Regions from separate parts of the Homo sapiens genome. Here region 1 is linked to region 2. Evidence: read pairs that join two places in POLR2A ChIA-PET (ENCODE). Cell type or tissue: HepG2. All regions are shown on one strand. Links, peaks and the distances in the headings refer to the core of each region. The heading gives the core; the rest is flanking DNA.

Region 1 (2,902 bases), core at 316-2,815, 190 kb before region 2:
CCGGGGCCCAACCCCTGGTTCCCAGGTGCAGCGCTGGGAAAAGCAGAGGGCCCCGGCCATGGCGCAGGCCTCGTCACAGGTCATTTAAGCAGCCTGGGAGGAGCCGGAAAGAGAGCAATGCACCCACCTGGACAGAGACTGAAGCCACATCCCCATTGAGAAAAGATGACACTCCTGCCTGGACCCCTTCTCTGAAACCCCAGGCCGGGGTGGGGTAGGAGTCAGCGAGAGAGTCCAGCGCTCCAAAGGGGACTTTCTGGCCCTCCGTGCCCCCTAACCCAGCACTTCTGGGGACCCACACACTCAGGGCAGAGTGGCCATCCAGGGTTCCTCTCACCCAGACACAAAGGCCACTGAAGGCCCCGGGCCAACACCGCTCTGAGGATGACCAGCGACTTGAGTTCCTGCCAGAGACAGCAGGCAGCCTGGGTCTAAGGGCCGCCCAGTGACTTGAAGCTGGGATCATCTTACATTCCCTGCGCCACTCCTGTTTCCTGTCCTGGAGGTTTTCAGGCTGCCAACAGTCATGCTTTGGAGAACCAGGTCAGATTAGGCTGGGAACAAAGCTCAGCTGTCACAGAGCTGCCGAGAGGCCATTGGCAAGCAGTGCCCAGGAGCCGCCCCTCCTCTGCCAGCAACAGCTCAATGTCTCCCTTCACAGGGGCTGCAAATGGGCCCATGCCCAGGGTGGGGTCAGGGAGATAAAGCAGAGAGAAACTGGGCTGGGAGCAGAGAGTGCCATGCTCTACCCTGGAGACCCAAGGCCAGGCCACCCTGCAGAGCTGGTGCCCAGAGCCTCCAGCGTACAGGAGAGGAGGCAAACAGAACCTGACACTCAGCAGCGCCCGGCAGACGCTTCTGGAATGAATGACCAAATCCACATGGAGAGTTGAAATGGGCTAGGAACCTCAGGGAGACGGGCAGCTCACAGCTCAGCAGGGCCGCTCCAGTAGAGCAGGCCAATGCCAGGCCTCCTGGCAAATTTCCCGGGGCCCAGGCACAACTGTCACATCAGGAAAGGGGCAGGGGTGACCAGCCCATCGGCCACGGGGGCACTTCACTGCTCCCACAGAAGCTCGGCACCCACAGGCCTGGGTGACACACGATCCCCATGCCTGGCATCACGATGGCTGCCCACCAAGTCCCTCCACCCACCAGGACTGACTCCCTTTGGTCAGCGATTCCAGATCACCATGACCTGGCAGTTGCCGTCAGGCCTGCCTGGCTAAGGACTCTCCCGGAGACTGAGCCACTTCACACAGCAAAGTGAGCCATGGGGCCACAGCGCTGTGTGCTGTGTACAAGCCCCGAGGGCTTCACCCAGGGATTGGCACCCACTGATCCCCATAAATCCCTGGCAACCGCCTAGAGCTGGGATGTTTCCAAGGTAATAGCTCCAACAAACAGAGGCGCAGGAACCCAGCGCGTCACTTCCCGCCTCACCCCAAAGGTTCACACCCCTAGGGGCCTGGAGCCTCTCTCTGGAGCCCCTCCTACCCTAAAGCCAGCTGGATCTGCCCAGGAACTGCCATCATCACCCCCTGGCCGGGCCTGCACTGATGTGTACTGAACTCCCCTTATCAGGTCCATCTTAGGCAAACTTCAGAGCCCACGCAACACTGCCTGTGGACAAACACTGGGGCGGAAACAGGGGCCACCTCTAGGTCCCAGTCACATGGGGCTGTCAGGGCTGCCTGGGATGGCAGGAGAGTGTCAGAGGAGGGCAGCCCAAGGACCAGGTAGGGGGTGGGAAGTGTCCCCTTCCATGGGTCCTCAAGTGAGATGTCCTCTGCAAACACCCACCTGGGATCTCCAAGCAGAGGGTTGGCTCCCATGTCACCTGGACCTGGATTCCAGACCACTGCCCCTAAGTGGCAATCCTGGGTCCCCCTGTACCTGTCCTGGCTTGAGCTGGTCACACTTGTGGGGGGTGGTTCCAGGAAGAAGGTGGACTGTCGCAAACGCAATGCTCCGCTGCCAGGTGCATTGCCCTCGGCTATCAGAATCCCTCTGGGCAGGCCGGGGAGATCTGACGGGCAAGTGCCTGCGGTCTGGCGTGAGCGGGCAGGGCAGGTGGCCCCTGCCTGGGCATGCCTTTCTACCTTTGCAACAGACTAGGGAGAGGGCTGGCCCCAGGACTTAGGCTCAGCCAGCTGTCTCACAACTGAGGGGCCTCGGCGGAGGACACAAGTCAGACAGAGCCACAGACTAACCGTACGAGGTGGCTTTTTCTCTCCAGTCCAGGTCCCCTGAATGCGCCAGAGCAGACAAGCTTGGACGTGAGGAGGCAAGAGGCAGCGAGAACAGGCGCGGAGACGGGGCTGGGGGAGAAGAGGAAGAAACCCTGTGCTTGTGCCCTTCCCACGCTCGCCTGTCACCGGGTTAGCTGACTGGGGAAGTGTTCTCTGAGGGTGCAATTCCTTGCCCTTCCCGTAAGTCAGCTCCCGGGGCGCTGGGTGAGGGTGCAGCCCTGTCCACCACGGCGAGCCAGCACACTGAATCACGGCAGAAGCTGCTTCCTGTGTGGGTGCAGCCTCCCTCCCTGCCCAGGACTCAGAAGTCACGACAGCATAGAGCTTTTTAATCGTGGCTGGTGCCCCTTCAGGAATCTCCTGAAAGCCACAGAGAAACTCCAGAGTGGCTGGGCACGGTGGCTCATGCCTGTGATCCCAGCACTTTGGGAGGCTGAGGCGGGTGGATCACCTGAGGTCCGGAGTTCGAGACCAGCCTGGCCAGTATGGTAAAACCCCATCTCTACTAAAAAATACAAAAATTAGCTGGGCACGGTGGCACATGCCTGTAATCCCAGCTACTCAGGAGGCTGAGGCATGAGAATTGCTTGAACCTGGGAGGCAGAGGTTGCAGTGAACCGAGATCGTGCCACTGCACTCCAGCCTGGGCA
Region 2 (2,902 bases), core at 219-2,718:
GGGAGAATTGCTTGAACCTGGGAGGCAGAGGTTACAGTGAGCTGAGATCGTGCCACTGCACTCCAGACCGGACTACAGAGGAAGACTCCCTCTCAAAAAAAAAAGAAAGAAAAATCATTTCAGGCCAAGCAGTGCTCATGCCTGTATTTCAGTACTTTAGGAGGCCGAGGTGGAGGATCACTTGAAGCCAGGAGTTCGAGTCCAGTCTGGGCAATATAGTGAGACCTCGCTTCTACTAAAAAATAGTAAAACAATTAGCCAGGCATGGTGGCATGCACCTGTATAGTCCCAGCTACTTGGGAGGCTGAGTAGGGGGGATCCCTCGAGCCCAGGAGTTCGAGGTCACAGCAAGCCATGATCACACCACTGTACTCCAGCCTGAGCCACAAAGTAAGACTCTGTCTTTAAAATAAACAAAAAAGGCCAGACATGGTGGCTTATGCTTGTAATCCCAGCACTTTGGGAAGCCAAGGTGGGAGGATCACCTGAAGTCAGGAGCTTGAGACCAGCCTGGCCAACATGGTGAAACCCTGTGTCTACTAAAAATACAAAAATTAGCTCGGTGTGGTGGCATGTGCCTGTAATCCCAGCTACTCATGAGGCTGAGGTAGGAGAATCACTTGAACCTGGGAGGGGGAGGTTGCAGTGAGCCGAGATCACGCCACTGCACTCCAGGCTGGGCAATAGAGTGAGACTCCCTCTCAAAAAAAAGAAAAAAAGAAAAAAGAAGAGAAAGAAAACAAGGGAAGATACCCTTCACTTCCATATCCTTTCAGAATTTCTTTCTCTGTCCTTTTCAAAAGTGTATACAGCTTTCAAGTGGTTAAATGAGTCTCCTGCCAGTTTCCCCCAACTCAAGTCATGTTTCCCCAAGGACCTGAGCCACCCACGTGAACTGTAATCATCAAGGAAGATAACTGTTTTCCGGAGGGGATGATCCCAACTTCAGCTGTCACCTGATTCTAAATGGCAAAACCCACTTACACAGTGCATGGGCTGTATCCACTTAGCTGTATCAAAGCGGGAGATTTGTCTCTGCAGTTCTTTCAGTGGGCTGCCTGTGATGCTCAACGCGTTTTGGTTTAATGCTTATTCAATCATAAAATTGTTTTCTTTTGCTTTTACTTTTGTGGCGAGGCTTTCTGGGTTGGGGGATTTTGTTTTTAAATTATATTTCCCCAACAGATGACTGCAGTTTTGTTAAGCAAATAGCAAAGAGGTCTTTGGATGTTAATCATTGCCTCTTGATGTACCTATGTAAATAAGAGACCTCAGAGAACCCAGCTTGCATGACATAGAGACCCTGGTGAATAAACTACAAGAAATGGTGACCGCAACGGGACTGTTGGGAACGTTTTCCCTAACACAGGACGCTGGTTTAAAGGAATTACATCAACGTGTAAATGAGCACCACCAATAGTCAGGATGATGTGTTCTACAAAGTAAGTCCACGCCTAAGTCCCACCATCCCTGAGAAAGGACCGAGTGGTCCTCAGACCAGCAGTATCAGCATGGCCTGGGAGCTTGTGAGAACTGCCGAATCTCCAGCCCAGGCCAGACCCACAGAACCACCAGAAGCTGCATTTTGATGGGATCCCCAGGGGAGTCCTTTGCAAATTGTTTGGGAAGCACTCAACTAGACAACAAATTCACTTATATTCTTAGACCAAAAATGCAACAACGTGGGCCTTCTGAACCAAGACAGGGATTTAACCATGACAGTTATTATGTCTGGTCAAAAAAGAGGGGCCGGGAACAGTGGCTCATGCCTGTAATCCCAGCACTTTGGGAGGCTGAGGTGGGCGGGTCACCTGAGGTCAGGAGTTCGGGACCAGCCTGGCCAACATGGTGAAACGCCATCTCTACTAAAAATACAAAAATTAGCCTGGCGTGGTGTGCGCCTGTAATCCCAGCTTCTCAGGAGGCACAGGATAATTGCTTGAACCTGGGAGACTGGGGTTGCAGTGAGCCGAGATTGTGCCATTGCACTCCAGCCTGGGCAACAGAGCAACAGGGCGAGACTCTGTCTCAAAAAAAAAAAAGAGAGGGACTATATGCTTAACACTAAACCAGGCTTGGGACAGAGCCCTTTCTACCTGATATAATTAATAAATTCATAACTTGCTTCTGGGTAGAGACTGGCAAGATTGGGAAGGAGTTTTCTGGGAAACCAGTTACCCAACCAGCTGCCTGTCAGAACCATCAGCCTGTGACTCTAGATTTGGCCTAACAACAATAATCCAGCTCTTATATTTTCCTATAAAATATCCCTACCTAAATGTGAACTTATGAATTGGACTACTACAGCCTGACCCCTGCATACAATATTGTAACAAAACTTTAATCAATTGTATGAAAAGTCTTCTCTCACTCATCTAAGAAAAAAATTGGAATGGATAAATTAACTTGATTGACCTTACGTAAAGTTACGCTGAGAGGCCACCAGGAAGTGTGGGAAGAATTTAGCAGCAGGTTCAGAGAAAGCCCAGGCTGGGCGCGGTGGCTCACTCCTGTAATCCCAGCACTTTGGGAGGCCGAGGTGGGTGGATCGCTTGAGGTCAGGAGTTTGAGGCCAGCCTGACCAACATGGTGAAACCCTGTCTCTACTAAAAATACAAAAATTAGCCGGGCGTGGTGGTGGGCGCCTGTAGTCCCAGCTACTCTGGAGGCTGAGGCAGGAGATTTGCTTGAACCCAGGAGGCAGAGGTTTCAGTGAGCCGAGATCACAGCACTGCAATCCAGCCTGGGCAACAGAGTGAGACTCTGTCTCAAAAAAAAAAAAAAAAAAAAAAAAAAGAGAGAGAGAGAGAAAGAAAAGAAAAAAAAAAAAAGAAAAAGCCAGCCAAGGAAGGGGAAATTAACAGGGACAACAATACAGAATGCACACACTGCAGCGCAGGGC

The links. Peaks named below come from ENCODE experiments on the same cell type or tissue, not always from the same donor. Only the 100,000 strongest peaks of a DNase experiment are listed, where the experiment ranks them.
Region 1: POLR2A ChIA-PET joins it to region 2 with 9 read pairs; 5 of 35 experiments call an interaction of 5 or more read pairs at or near these places.

What each region holds. Positions count from the first base shown.
Region 1 is chr17:77,285,436-77,288,337 of GRCh38, reverse strand. The region is part of intron 1 of SEPTIN9 (septin 9); the gene reads right to left. Among named protein-coding and RNA genes, the nearest start is that of SEPTIN9-DT, 5.0 kb to the right of the region's middle. RefSeq lists enhancers at 1,763-2,325, 1,324-2,523, 2,326-2,890. In HepG2, for the core only: no CTCF peak of the experiment used is centred there; DNase peaks (open chromatin) are centred at 527, 803, 1,567 and 1,987; H3K4me3 peaks cover 2,025 bases.
Region 2 is chr17:77,100,323-77,103,224 of GRCh38, reverse strand. It overlaps a transcript of SEC14L1 not described here. Among named protein-coding and RNA genes, the nearest start is that of MIR6516, 12 kb to the right of the region's middle. In HepG2, for the core only: no CTCF peak of the experiment used is centred there; DNase peaks (open chromatin) are centred at 984 and 1,304; H3K4me3 peaks cover 792 bases.